Regions from separate parts of the Mus musculus genome. Here region 2 is linked to region 1. Evidence: chromatin contacts called from ENCODE Hi-C or POLR2A ChIA-PET data. All regions are on one chromosome and are shown on one strand. The core of a region is the stretch at or near the end of the contact, and the rest is flanking DNA. Distances in the headings are between cores, read along the strand shown.

The links. A loop is a pair of places that touch in the nucleus more often than their neighbours do. ChIA-PET counts read pairs that join two places held with the same protein, here RNA polymerase II (POLR2A).
Region 2: a loop to region 1 is called in a map of heart, with 5 times the contacts of the local background. The contact joins the enhancer-like site here to the promoter of Qk in region 1. A Hi-C loop is called at or near these places in 11 of 37 maps with a recorded cell type or tissue (Patski, gastrocnemius, heart and 1 more). POLR2A ChIA-PET finds 5 or more read pairs at or near these places in 1 of 5 experiments (Patski).

Annotation. Positions count from the first base shown.
Region 1 is chr17:10,315,545-10,322,983 of GRCm38, forward strand. Qk (quaking) reads right to left here and starts at 3,817. Exons shown (of 8, transcript NM_001159517.1): 1 at 3,188-3,817. The coding sequence starts at 3,329. Gm46608 reads right to left here. Exons shown (of 1, transcript XM_017317774.2): 1 at 4,107-7,439. The coding sequence starts at 4,801. The coding sequence ends at 4,175. Cahm (colon adenocarcinoma hypermethylated RNA) reads left to right here and starts at 4,375. Exons shown (of 1, transcript NR_037588.1): 1 at 4,375-5,597.
Region 2 is chr17:10,740,467-10,747,053 of GRCm38, forward strand. All of the region lies in intron 2 of Pacrg (PARK2 co-regulated), which reads right to left. Among named protein-coding and RNA genes, the nearest start is that of Gm16169, 64 kb to the right of the region's middle. Within about 2 kb of position 4,770, at least 1 of the 3 ENCODE cell types and tissues checked has a DNase peak (open chromatin) inside an H3K27ac peak, as active enhancers do; it is heart, where a contact is called at or near this core.

The DNA.
Region 1 (7,439 bases), core at 2,567-5,066:
ACAAGCTTCTGTAAAAATATTCAGACTGCCCCCTTTCATCAAACCACACCCTTCTCATTTTCATAAAAGCAGCCTCTCTCTCATAATCATGGAATTAAAACTGGAAATTCGATGCTCATGTATCACATTCTTGCTTTTCTCTACTTGTTATTTGTGTTATTTACTGCTGCACGTCTTCATATTAAATTACAAAATGTTTATTTTTTAAAAATGTTTTGCATTTAACTCGTTTTCATTACAAAGAAAAGTCTTTAAGATAATTTGTGTGTAACTTTATCCCAGGGATAAAGTTAAAATCTTAAGAGAAAGCAGTTTAAGACCCACATTTTATTTGTAATCTTCTGCTCACCTCTAATTAAATGATCCTTTAAGTCTTAGAAGTATTAACTCAAGTTATAGCTTTTATTTAAGAATTGCCCTGGCCTAAAATATATTGTTAGCTTTAAAACAAAACTATCCTGCTAAAGATGCTAGGAAAGAAAGACTGACACAACTCACCAAGCAGAACTAACAGCCAACACAAGGACTGAGTTACTACTACCTAAGTTAAAACTATGGACTACTTTCTTTAAGCCAGCAAGAATTAATATACGATTTCTCTTCTATCATTCAAGTTTTAACAAGTAGAAAACTAACATATTTCATTCCCAAATTTGTTAAATCAAATGAAAATTCTCAAACAGAAACTATATTAAAAGTTCACTGCTGGAAAAGAATTTTTAAAATAAAACTGCTAAATAGTCCCATTCAAAGTTTCTAATTATCAGAGAGTAGAGTATCTTACTATCACTGAACAGTTTAATCCCTAAAGTGAAACTTAGTTTTATCTGAATTTAAAAGTAATTTTTCTGCCAAGTATTACAGTCAAAGGAAAATGTAATCCCTAACCATAAACAGAAGTCATAATTAATTTGTTTTAGACAATGAGAGGGCACAAGGGGTTAAGGACAAGTTGCCAATTTTCACAATTAAGTCATCTACCAAGAAAATTATGATGGTGCACTTAAAAAGCCAGAATTTTCAAGTCAAATTAAATTTACAGTAAGACTAACAAGTACAGTTAAAAGCTTATAGCACACTAAGGACCAGCCCATTTCCTGCAAGTGATGAAAACAATCACAATCCCCAGTCAATCTCCTGTCTCCTATTAAATCCGAGCTATCTTTACTCTAGCCTAATGCTCAGACACCCAAGAACAAACAGACTAAGGTGAAGATGGAGAAAACATGACAAGGAGACACCAAACATTACTTTGAATATTGTAATCCTGAACTAGCTGTCTTCTACATTTGAAACCCAAAGGGTCACTATTTCTAACCAAGAGAAATAAGCCTGTGCAAAGATTGAAATTCCTCTAGTTGAAAGACTTATGCCAACCTCAAAATAAGGCAGTTATTTCTGATCAAGCTGAAAGAGAACACTTGAACAGCCTTTACAATTAATCTAAGAAACGCCTACTAGTTTTCCTTATAACATATCCAAACTTTTTATAAGTCCACTAAGTCACTTAGGTATACGAAGCATTTTAAGAATGCTTTTTAGTTCATTGTATATGCTGTCTAGTTTGTTGTGTAAGAAATTCCCTCTTGATTGAACTTTTAAAAACTAAATTTTTCCTCATAAATATGCTACTAATATCATAAAAACCAATGCCAAGGAAGAAATATCAATGTATGAGGTGTTTCCGCCCTAATCACATTTGTGAATAGTGACAAATGAAGTCATCTAAAAATTTAAGTTTCAACTGCACCTAATATAGGTCAGATTATTAAGCATACTATTTTGTTCCAAACATTTCCAAGGTTAAAAAAAAATAACTGGCGCCCCTTAGCGCTCACTTTTGGAAATACTCAATTTAAGAGCTCCAGCTTTCTTTTTTTTTTTTTGGACATTCCAGAAAGTTTTCTGCCTCCACAATTTTTCAAATGCCAACACAAATAGGAAAGGCAAAAACCCTTAAAGGGGCAGTTCAAGTTTTTTCTCCAGGGCAATTTAACACTAACAAATATACCAACCCAACAATAAAAAATGCCTCTTTCGATGTGTTGCTGTTGCATGTTCATGTGTAATAGCTGAATGTTTTCTGTTTTAAATACTGCCCAAAGCTCCCCATCCAACGGAAGCTCTGAGGATGACTCTTTAATCATCTTTTAGCTCGGGAGTCTTTTGTTCTTCCCTGACATGCCAGCAGATATCCCCAGCTATCTCTAAAATTTTTCGACATTCTTCTCAAGATCCTAAAATCCATGTTCATCTGTACAACATAGTTTTCCGCTTCCTTTAAACAGTCCACTCAGAGACTTTAAAAGAGAAGACAGAAACTACTCGCTACTCGATTTAAAACAGACTTGTTGGTCCTATCCCACCCCCCAACCCCGCCCCGGGCGTCCACAGAAACCTACAGCTACTGGGAACTAACACTCCAGGTCGCTGCTATGAGTAGTTCCTAAAGGAATTCCAGAGCTGACCAGCATTAATCTCCAGTCAGTCTTCGCTCCCCACAGCGCTCCTAACTCGGCTTGTGCAAACTTCTGCTCTATTTTATCCCCGTCCTTTCAAACTTCCAGCTCCCCGCCCTGCAAACGCAGGCGGCTACGCCGGGAGCGAACCCTCCGCCCCAGTTCTTCCAAACTCGGATTCCGTTCAGGTCTGTCCTCGCGGTATTTCGTACTCCTCCCCCACCACCACCACCACAGACTAAAGAAAAAAAAAAAAGTGAAGTTAAACTCCCAAACAGTTCTCGCTTCCCCAAACAAAAGGACAAAAAGTGTTCTACTCTGTCATTTCGTCCTCGCCTTCGGCCACATAAGCACTACTTTTCTTCGGTACCCTACGTGATTCCTGGACATCTCGGGGTCCGATCGGGTACTGCGGGCCACGCAACTCTACCGAAAAGAGCCCGCTAAGCCGGGGCTCCGCGGGCCAGGCGAGGCGGAGCTCGGGGAATCGCGTGGCCCCGCCGGGCCGGCCGAGATGGCCGGGATGGCGGGGAGCCTAGCCGCCGCGCCGTCGGGAGCCGGCCGCAGCCCCGCAGCCCCGCGCGCTCCCGGGTCCGCCCTCGGGCCTGGCCCGGCCCCGGCCGGGCCGCGAGCCGCCCGCGCCGCCTTTGTGCGCCCGCCCGCCCGCCCGCCTGACCTTCCCGCCGCCCCGCCATCCCGGGCCGCCGCGCCGGGGCCGGGCGCCTCACCTTCGTCCAGCAGCCGCTCGAGGTGGTTGAAGATCCCGCAGAAGTTGGGCAGGCTGCTCATGAGCTTCTTGTCGTTCATCAGCTGCATCAAATAATCTGGGGTGGGCTTCGGCTTCTCCTTCGTTTCCATTTCCCCGACCATATTCCAGGCTCCGCAGCTCACTCCGCCCGCCGCCGCCGCCGCCGGAGGAGAGGAGGGAGGGGCGGGGGCGAGCTCCGGCCGCCGGCCGCTCGGGACGCGGCGTCCCGCTCCGCGCCGGCTCCCGCTCCGGCTCCCGCGCCGAGCCCCGGGGCGGCCGGCTCCGCGCGCCCGCCCGCCCCCCGCAGGCACTTTCGCCCGGCCCGACGCGCCGCGGCCGCCGCTCCTCGGCCGCCCGGCGCGGCTCCCCTCGCGAGGCCGGCGGCAGAGGCGGGTCTCGGGCCGAGCGCGGCGCGGGGCCGCTGCGCCGCGAGGAGCCGGGGGGCCGCTCGTCGGCCGGTCGCGCCGCCTGCGCCGGAGCTCGCGAGTCTGCGGTGCTGTCCGCCGCGGCGCTCCGCGTTACCGCCGCCGCCGCCGCCGCCGCGCTCCGACTGCGCTCCTCCTCTTCCTCCGCGGCTCTCCTCCTCCTCACTCACTTGGCGGCGGAGTTCGCCTCAGTTCAGGCGGCGCCGCCGCCCCTGGCCGCTCGGGCGGGACGGCCGGCGCAGGGCCGGGCCGCGGCGGGGAGGACGCGCGCCGGTGGCCGCCCGCGCGGGGCCGGGGTCGCGGCTGAGGGGGACGCGGGCGGCGGCGCTGGCTCGTCGGCGCGCTGTTGCTGAGGCGGCGGGCGCGGTCGGGTGCGGCGGCTGAGAGGAATCCCGGCGGGACTCTCCGCGACGCGCTGCGCTCGCCGCCGCCCGGGCCTCGCGTCCGCGCGCGTTACTATAGTTTGGGTTTTTTTTTTTTTTCTTAAACCTCTTCGTCCACCTTCCTCGCTACCCCCTCAAAAAAAAAAAAATTTTTTTTTTTTAAACGTCCTGTTGCTTCACTGGGGACTCTCGGGTGGGCGTCACGTGTCCAGACACGTAGCCGAGAGGCTGAGAGCGCGTGCGCGCGTCGAGGACTGTGACCACGCCCCTTCCGAGGGTCGCTCCGCCCCACCTGGCGGAGAGCGCGCCGTGGGGGCGGGGGGTGGGGGGGAAGCGGGCCTGGAGCGCGCCTGCGTGGGGGTGGAGCGGGACGAAGATGGCCTGCGGACGGAGGAGCGGGACCGAACCGTTCTGGCGCGGCGCCCACCTCGCGGGGCGGGAAACCCGGCCGTCGGATCGCTTGGGGTGCGAGGTGGCGGCGGACTGAGTTGGCGTGGGCGCCCACACCGCAAGTGTCTCCGGCGGTAGGGACTCCAGTGAGGTTTCCCCTGGAGCCAGCGCCACGCGTGACGGGCCTCGCGTTGCCGTGGGCTGCGAGGCGGCCCCGGACCGTGGGCGGAGACGGCACACGCGTGCGCACCCACGGGCGTGCGGGCGGGCTCTGTTCCATGCGGCGTGACGCGCGGTTCCGTTAATCCTCACCGCAGGTTCCAGTCCCTGGTGGCGGAGGCGCTGGCTCCTCAGCGGTGCGGCCCCCGCACAAGGGAGCCTGTGTGAGGAGTACATATTCGGGGAAAAAACGAAGTGGCCAACGCCTATTTTTACCTACTTGACAAAAATAAATAAATAAATGACAGGCAGAGGGCCAGGACAGGGGCTTTCTATGGCGTGTAGAGGAAGTTCTGCCGGTTACATTTGTTTCGGAAACAATGTTCCGAATTGCAGCAATGAAGTCCTGCGATTTATAGAAGCTGTCGGTCATTAAATCTGCATCATCCCTGTTTTGTTGCAAGTTCTCTATAACATGCTCCATTAAAATGTAGACAAGATTGTCAAATTAACCATTTTGAGAGTTGGCCCTGGCTATAATTTTCTGGGAATCATCTCACTGTATTTTAAATGTGTACGTAAGCAGGCTAGTTGGATTGCTTTTTTTGTTGTTGTTGTTTTAAACTTTGATTTACGCGATTTCTAAAGAGCATTTTCGAAGTTTGTGTGGTACCAACGGTATTTAAAGCAATTTTACTCTTTTCCTGGCCAGTAGCTTCTGATTATTTTATTTAAAGACTACAGTTTGGGTTGGTTTGGGTTTTGGTTTTCTAGTTGTCCATTAAACTACGTTTTTTAGAGCAAATGATGAACAAAGTTAACATGTAATTGAAATAATTTTAATTTTCCAACAATGGCTATAGTAGTTCTTAGTACTATAGATAATCCCTTAATTATCTCTAAACAATAAATTAGTGAAAGCATGGAATAATTTGATCAAAAAGCTGTTACTACATTTTCTAAATCTTTCTTCAGAATCTAGAAAAAAACGAGGTTTCTTTCTTGTATATTATTAAAAAATATTTTGTCACTGAATTATTATACATTGTCTGTGTTTGTGCAAGAGAAGTCCCCTTTGTAAGTTGGTCACACTTATAGGCCCTTTGGTAACTGCTCTCCCTCTATAGCTCAATCAGAGCAGTCCTGTACCTTAGGCAATCCTGGCAGCCCCAAGTTTTACATAAGAGGAAACCCCTGAAGAGGAAGAGGGAAACTGAATAATTTTATCCAGCACTATAGCCAATGAGCCCTATCTGCTGTTCAAATCCATGTATATTTTATACCAGAGTGCCCCCATCCCCATTTTACTGACCCTATCCAGTAAATCCTTTGAATTCATTACAGTGTTACATAATTTTTGACCCATATGTCCAACCACTTTTATAATGTAGTTGAATGAAAATAATAGGCAATATTCATTCACCATGGCTCAATCCCTGGTGGACCCATCACTTGGAAATAGTAGCCATTTAGTGCATTTTCTCTTCCCCTGCTTAGTTTTGCCTGATTTCTCAGGTTAAGAAAAAAAATATCCAGAGTTTCCCAAGACCTATTAGGCCCCAAGAGATGTTGCTGCCCAAGCTCACTAGATGGACTCCTCATGTGTCTTGACCTCTACACATGCTTGGCATCTGTAGGGCTCTGGGCTTGGTGTACCCTTGTAAAGTTTTCCCTAGTTGCCCAAAAGCCCCACTCCAGCTCCCATATGCCACCTCTATTTTTTGTTAAATGTTTAGTTGTTTCTGTCACATTTCTCACATGCCATGTCAGATCTGTGCGTCAGTTTGTTTGCCATCAGAGACTCTCACGCTTTGAGAGTTCCTAACCCCAACAACAGCACATGTGTAGGCTCTCATGACTTTGGTGTTCAAAGAGGAGTGTCATTAGCTAGTTGCATACTTGAGGTTAAAATTCTTACCTGATTTAGTTCCTTCAGTGCTTCCCCCGACACGTGGGGAGGTGTGAGTAGCCATATTTGAACTGAGATGGTTGGTTGCCTAGGAACAGCTTAGTGGCTAGTGGAGGCAGTCCAGGACTGTACAGCAAGTGAACACATGGCCTTTGGGGCCACTGACCTTGCCCAGGCACTCATCCATAGGCTCCCATCTTTGTCTGTCTCCCACTCTTCTGCACATTGTGCACATGTATTGATCACACAACATGATGAATGCAATGTAGACTACAAAGTTTATTGAGATATGTACCTTCAAGCTTACAATCTCAGCAATTATTATAGATCCTTCAGTCCTGTTATTGCAAACATTCTAATACAGTTTTCAAAATGTGCAGGATAAATGTACATGAAGATAGGTATACACAGGTATATGAAGATCCTTGTAATAGCTCTTTCAGTGAAAACTCGTCTATTAACAATAAAATTGGCTCTTCATTTTTATACTAATTAGCTAGGAGTGGAAATGTGCTTTCTGTTCAATTTCATTGGCTCTACTAGCTTGTTGCATCTCTCCACATTTAGAGTAAAAACTTAACAATATTCCAAGCAGGTCTGTCTTTATTGCCATGGAGTTTTTTATAAGAACTAAAAACTGCACATTCAATGTATGATGGTTCTTTGTTCCAATATTCTTTGAAAGAAATAATCTAAATTATAAAAATTTCTATGAGGGGGATGGGAGGAGTCTAGGTATGTTTGTATAATTAACTCCACAAAACGTTCGAGTATCCTCCTAAACTATAAAGTGGTTTATCATATAGATACTGTTCAGAGCATTGAAAATGATGTAGGGATTGTGGTCATGTTCAAATGTGAAACTTCAGCATTTGAAGATTAGGGCCCGGAGAGTTGTTATTTTTCGGTCTATGTCTCTATATGTGTGTGCATTTAGCACGATTGTCTTATTTATTTTGTATGCAA
Region 2 (6,587 bases), core at 3,520-6,019, 430 kb after region 1:
TATTCTTACACAGTAAATGATTTGCATGAAGCGCCAGAACACGGGCAGAATAATGACCCACTCAAACTCTCTAGGGCTCTCATCTGGAACACGTCTCCAGTTTTCTCATCCATGACACATACCCCAAGCCTTTCAAAGCCATATCTCTTGATTAAAATTTAGAGATTTGCAACAATATATTGACCAGTCAATTAGAAATTAGAGGATACATTAAATATTAGATCTCAGCTTGCAAAGATAAATGCTATATTTTGCCAAACCTTAAAAAACAAAAAACAAAACCCTCTGCTTCAGCAAGTAGAATAAACAATGGTTTTAAGACCCTGTGATACAAGCAAAAGGCTCCTTATCATTTGTTAAATAAAAATATGATAAGCCATATAGTAAGACAGTAGAGCACAGGGAAAGACACACCAAGAAGCCAGTTGGCAGAGAAAGACGGGAAATCCTTCCTCATGGGGGTAGGGAGGGCTACTTTGAGGGCTAAAGTTATATTTGAAGTTTACATTGCTAAGCTTAAACAATCTGTAAAACAAAAATGTCTCTAACCTGTAAGCTCCACTTGCTCAAGGAAAGATAACTTTCTGGAATGCGGGGGTGGGCTGGGGGGTGGGCAATGGTGTTCGTGTAAGACTGCAAGGAACATGTGTCCACTTGTATAAATAAGGTTGGCTGTCCCAGCTGCACAGGGTGTGCTTGACTGATCACTTGTAGGTGGGAGATACCTAGACAAGAAGTATGTTGGGATATATGTTTGCCCTTGATTGGACGAAGGCAGGAAAGATCTAGTCTTGTGAGGTTTGCTTTATAAGCCGCTGTCTCGTATACTGAAGTGTTATTCTCTGGGAATCCCAGATATGGATCTGGCCAATGTCTATCTTCCTGACCAGTATTTACTAAAGCTTGCTCCAAATTTGGTTAAAAAAAGTGGGGTAGTAGTCTTACTCTTGCCCAGTGGGATTAACACTACATTCAAGGAACAGAATATACCACAAACCCCTGCAATACACAAACATGGGAGTGATGGGTACTATGCAAATGACCTGTAAAGGATCATGAAGGCCCTAGCTCAGGAGACTTGGAACACCACAGACTGTTTCCCCTCCACACGAGCCCAGGTTCATTCTTTCTCTCTTAATATACTGCTTGTAGCTCTATTTCTAACCATGTGTCGTGTCCCTGATCTAGTTCTCTATCCTGGGACACAAAAGCCTGTATACCTCAGTGGATGCCCTGGGATTCAGATCCATGCCTGTAACAACAGGACTTAACTTTTATATCGCTATTAGGTTATCAAGTTGATAAAGTTTACTATAAAAAAGGCACGTTTTTCAAAAAAAAAAAAAAAAAAAAGACAAGATTCTAAAACTCATTTTCCTACTACTTCCTAAAACTCAATTTTCTAAAACCTTTTTATTTTACATTGTCATTGCTCACAGATCTCTTTGGTGATGAGCACAGTTTACTTATGATTACTAAGTTTAGAGAAATGAAATACTGCGATCTGTAGAACGTTGTGTGTACAAAAACTAGTCACGTCAGTCTTCCTTTCATTTACAGACCATATGTGTTGTAAGTGAACTAAAATTAGAAGATCTCTGGGACCTCAACTTCTCTCAATCCTGTCATGCTGCTGTCTGTCTGTCTGTCTATGTGTTTGCCCATGGTGTTAATAAAACTTCTAATAAACCTCTTGCTCAAAGGAAAAAGAATGGTTATAAAAAGCCCGTCAAAGGGTTGATCTTTTCCCCTTGCTGTTTTGTGTCCTCCTTGCTCTCCCCACCTCCCAGACCACCCTGCCCTTCAGAGACTGCCGCAATTTAGATAGGAAAGCCTTTGCTCCTGGAGGGGAGAAAACTTGATCTTTTCCTACCCTACTGCAAGGGTTCTGGGCCACAGAGCAGCAAGAGAAAAGCTTAGCAAATGCGTGTAGCCAAAGTTTATGCACACACAGAAAATAAGACCAAAGACCCCAGGAAACAGCCTCTGTGTGCTGACTCCTATCCAGGATTGGAGAGCCGTGCAGAAACCCCCCTGGAAGCAAGCATTTGCTTCTCAGCCATTGTGATAAAGGGAATTCTGAAGAGAGCAAGGTGCGTCTTGGAAGAACAGGCTTAAGAAGAACAGAAGAGGCCAGAAACCAGCCTTGCTGCCTGCTGTTGACTGGGAATTCTGGTTCTGTTTCAACGTTGTGCAGAACGGAACACAGGAAGGCCAGAGGATGACCTCCACAGAACCATCTTTGGGACGGTGAATCTGAGCCCTGTGATCCATTCAGTTAGGAGCTGTAATCAATTTAATTTCTAGATAATTTAATTGTAAAAGATAGTTCTGTTTGGTTCAGATTTAACTGCTCAATAGGGCAAAATTGAAAAGTTCTCAAGTAGTTGGGTGGAATGCATTCTATCAGAAATGAAAGCAAACAAAGACCGAGGCACATTTGAGACCCTTAAATGAAATGCTTTTATCACGCTACCTTTCTTACCGTCACTCTGGCCATTTTTGATTGATTTTAGGCCCTGGGACAAGGCTAGGGACAAGGTGCTGAGATGCATATCTTGCATACTAAAGAGACCTGGCCTCTAGGTTCTCCCAACATCCCTCAGTTCCTACCTAGCATATCCTGCACCCAATTCTGAACTTTCCAGCCTAGAGGCTGGACTGCCTTCCCCCCAGAGGCTCTTCCCTACATAATCCAGACATTTTGCTAATTCTCCCCCTCCCTCCTTCCCTTTCTCCCTTTCTCTTCCTCCCTCCCTCCCTCTCTCCTCTTTTCCATTCTCTCCCCTCATTCTCTCTCTCTCTCTCTCTGCACTTTCTCTCTTCCCCCTCCCCTCGTTCTCCCTCCCCATAGTGACTTCTCTGGACTCAGTCTTTGGGGCCAGTGAAGCTGCCCCAGAGCAGTAGCTTCCATATCCATATCCATATCCATATCCATATCCATATCCATATCCATATCCATATCCATATCCATATCCATCTCTGTCTGTCTATCTATCTATCTATCTATCTATCTATCTATCTATCTATCTATCTATCTATATCTGGCTTGGATTGACTTATTTTGGATTACCACAGAGAAAAAACTTACAATTTCTTAAGATCTATTTTTAGGTTAGGGAACAAAGGAAATTGCAAAATGTCAAATAAAGAAACTGGTCCTGTAGCCACTCCATTAGTATGCAGTACTTTGAAAAAAAAATAGAGAAACCCAAGATGTCTCCAGTTTAAAAGTTTCTGAAAACAAGAATGGCCCTGAAGTGTACATGTTCCTACAGTCTGATTCTGTTCTCATAGGGGCCACCAGTTAATTACTGTCAGGCTCAGGATGTGAAGCCACCAATATCTTCATGCAGAGTATTCTCTACAGAGAAGAAGCAAGGAAGCAGATCTGCAGGAGGGTCCCGTCATGGCCGGTGCTCTCTCTCTAGTGAGGACGCTGGAAACTGGAATTTCTTGCCTTCTCCAAGGCAGCTTTGGAGCCTAGGAAGGTCACTCTTGCCCTGCCTTCGATGGAGCCTCACATGACAGGAAGGAAGGAAAGCAATACAGGAACTCTGAGGAGAACGCTCTCACACGACTTTGTTAAGTTTCCTAGTGCACTGTCTGAACTACACAGATGAGCGTGCTACCTAGTTTATTTCTGAAGGATGCCTGTGTCACAAAGTTCTCGCTAGGCATTTCTTTGTTGCTATTGCGGCCTCAGTCCTGTTCCTCGTGATGGATTAGGAGAAGATAACATTTCTTCAGCCTGTAACATCCTTGGGTATTATAATCCAGGGCCACAGTCTACTGAATATTCTTAGACACATCAGCACAATTATTAAATCGATCTGGATGTTTAAATTAACAGTTGATGTTTTCCAGTAATTTTTCATAAATCATTTGGTTTGCCAGATAATAACAAGAATATGTACACATTTATTTTTAAAGAACCGTCTGTCGAGTTGCATAAAAGGCAAGTTCGATATGATGGCCAGAAAAGACAGGAATGGGGCAGGCGGCATAGTTCCATTCCTCCAACAAAGTGTGGACAATGAGCATATTTTATATTTAGATTTGGTTTATTGAGGGGACCTTAAACTTTTTTTTAAAGTGCACATGAATCGTCTGGAGAAATCAGAGTCTAAAGTGATTAATTAGAACTTATTTTGTCCTGAACAGATTTACTAAGCATTTTTCAAATAGCCACAATGTTTGTAATTACCAGAATCACACCTCCATTGGCCAGCCTTACTTACTTCATGCATGAACAACAATCTGATTGAGCACTCTTGTTAGGGTTTCATTCTGCGCTGTAATTAGCCATAATCATAGCCTTCCTGGGTGCATGAGAATGTGCAAGCAACTATTCACAGACTCAGCCCATTTGAATATGAATCTTCTCAGTGAGGAGCAATAAAGCAGGAGAAACAAAACAGTTTCTCTAGGGAATCCAGTGAAGCCTCTCTCCTCTGATTCTGCCCCCTTCAAAATGTTCTCCCTCCAGGCTCTGGATTCTATTTGCTAAAACAAGGGTGGCTTAATGAAGACAATGGCCTATTATTCCTTAAGTGACACAGGAGGGCCCAAGTATTACAGGCTTAGTTCTTTCAGTCTTTGCTAAGGACACAAGGAACAAAAGAACAAGCAATTGTGTGTGGAGAAGAGAATTCGGTTCAGGCTCCACTTGGGGACCACTCAGAATGAGATGGGGCCATGCTATTCTTACGCTCTGAGGAGGCTGGTGCATGCTGGCTTTCTTCTCTTTCTTCCCCTCTTCACCCCCCTGCAAATGACTCAGGCATTACAGAAAAAGGCTCCAAGCAGCAGGGATAGAAAGCAAAGGCTTAGTGGAGGAGGGGTGACATTTCTGATCCCATCCCAAGCACATTCAAAGTGAGCCACCTACTGGCAAGCTCCTCTCTTCCTGTTCTCCTCACGCTCTAATCCCCTCAACTCTTAAGGGAAGACCTAGGGAAACAGGCTGAGATCAGCCACAAGGATTTTCAGCCAAAAATGGAGACATAAAATAGGAATGCCTTCATGGCAGTATGGAGTCTTTGAGAGAAAACGGTTTGGACCAGTAGAAGTATGCCAAAATGTCAGACATGAAGGGTTGCTTAAAATGCTGTGTGCTCCGCACAGAAAATTAAAGATGACTCTAGTTTACTAAAATATATTGATTTCGAGATTCATGAAGTTAAGTCAACTAATCGTTTAAACCAGTTAAACCACATCAGAATGGTCTTGCCCTTGACTAACTTTCAGTTCTTCAATGCATTTGTTTCCTGTTTTGTTGCTTGTTGTTTTTTTGTTTCAGAGACATTATACACCGCTAATAAAATATCTGTTTGAATTCTTTGTGGGCATTTTTACCACGGGAAGGCTCAAGGGCTGTAATGTGACCCTAATCATTTTCTGACCACCTTACAAGTTTAGGATCTGCATCATCCTGACAAAGTGAGCCCTCTAAGACTACCTGAAGGAATCAACTACTGGAATTTCAACTGTGGTCTCCTGTTCGTAGGTACGCGAATGTGTGTGTGTGAGAGTGCATGCGTGCATGCATGCATGTATAATCACATTTGAAGGTCTGAGTAAAACTGTGACCATTCCTGGTACAGTATGGTATACATTTTGGGGTCACTAGAAGTGACAACCAAAGGCATGTCATTGAAGAGATCTGACATGCTGAATCATGTCTCCTACCAGGTGTACATTATGAACCTGGTAAGTCCAACAGAGCCAGGGTCACACTCTCCTAAGAAGGGACTCAGTATGCTGATGTGCTGAGGTCACCTTGTTAACCTGGAAGTTGTAGACATTTTCACAAATCTCTCACCATAAGATGCATTTTCACGAACATGAGGACTTCTTCGGAATATCCCCTGATGGTCTCTCTAGTGGGGTTCTTACCCTATTTGTAGGCTATTTTCTTGTTTAAAGCTACTATATTGTTTTCATAGAATAATATGTGATTTCAAACAGACTTATCATACTTAAATCACTCTGAAAAGCACAAGAATGCCCATGACATTAGTTTAAACTGAAGGCTGACAGAGGCCACCATTCCTAATATTTTTTCTTAAAATTTTTTTTTTATTTCATGTACATTGGTGTTTTGCCTGTCTATATGTTTGTATGTATGCATGCATGATGCCTGATATAAGGGTGTCTGATCCCCAGGAACTGAAGTTATAGACAGTTGTGAGGTGCCATGTGGGTGCTGGGAATAGAACCTGGGTCCTCTGGAAGGACAGCCAGGGCTCTTAACCCCCGAGTCATCTCTGCAGCCACTATTCCTAATAATTTCAAAACTAAAAATTACAGTACAGCTATCACTTGTCATCTGGCTCTGTGGCTAGTTGGGGTGCTTTAATAGACCTTGGTTCGCCCAAGCCTTATTCCAGCCACAGTAGGTGTGGTCACAATGATGCTATTATTCCCAAAGACATGGACAGTGCAAACCACAAAGATCCTGGAGAAAATTAAAACACTGAAAGATTCAACAACTCTTGGGGACACAGAGCTAATTGGCAGCATGTTTGTAATTAAATGGATGGATTGTGGTCAATTCTTACAAGACCATGTGAGGAGATATTAGC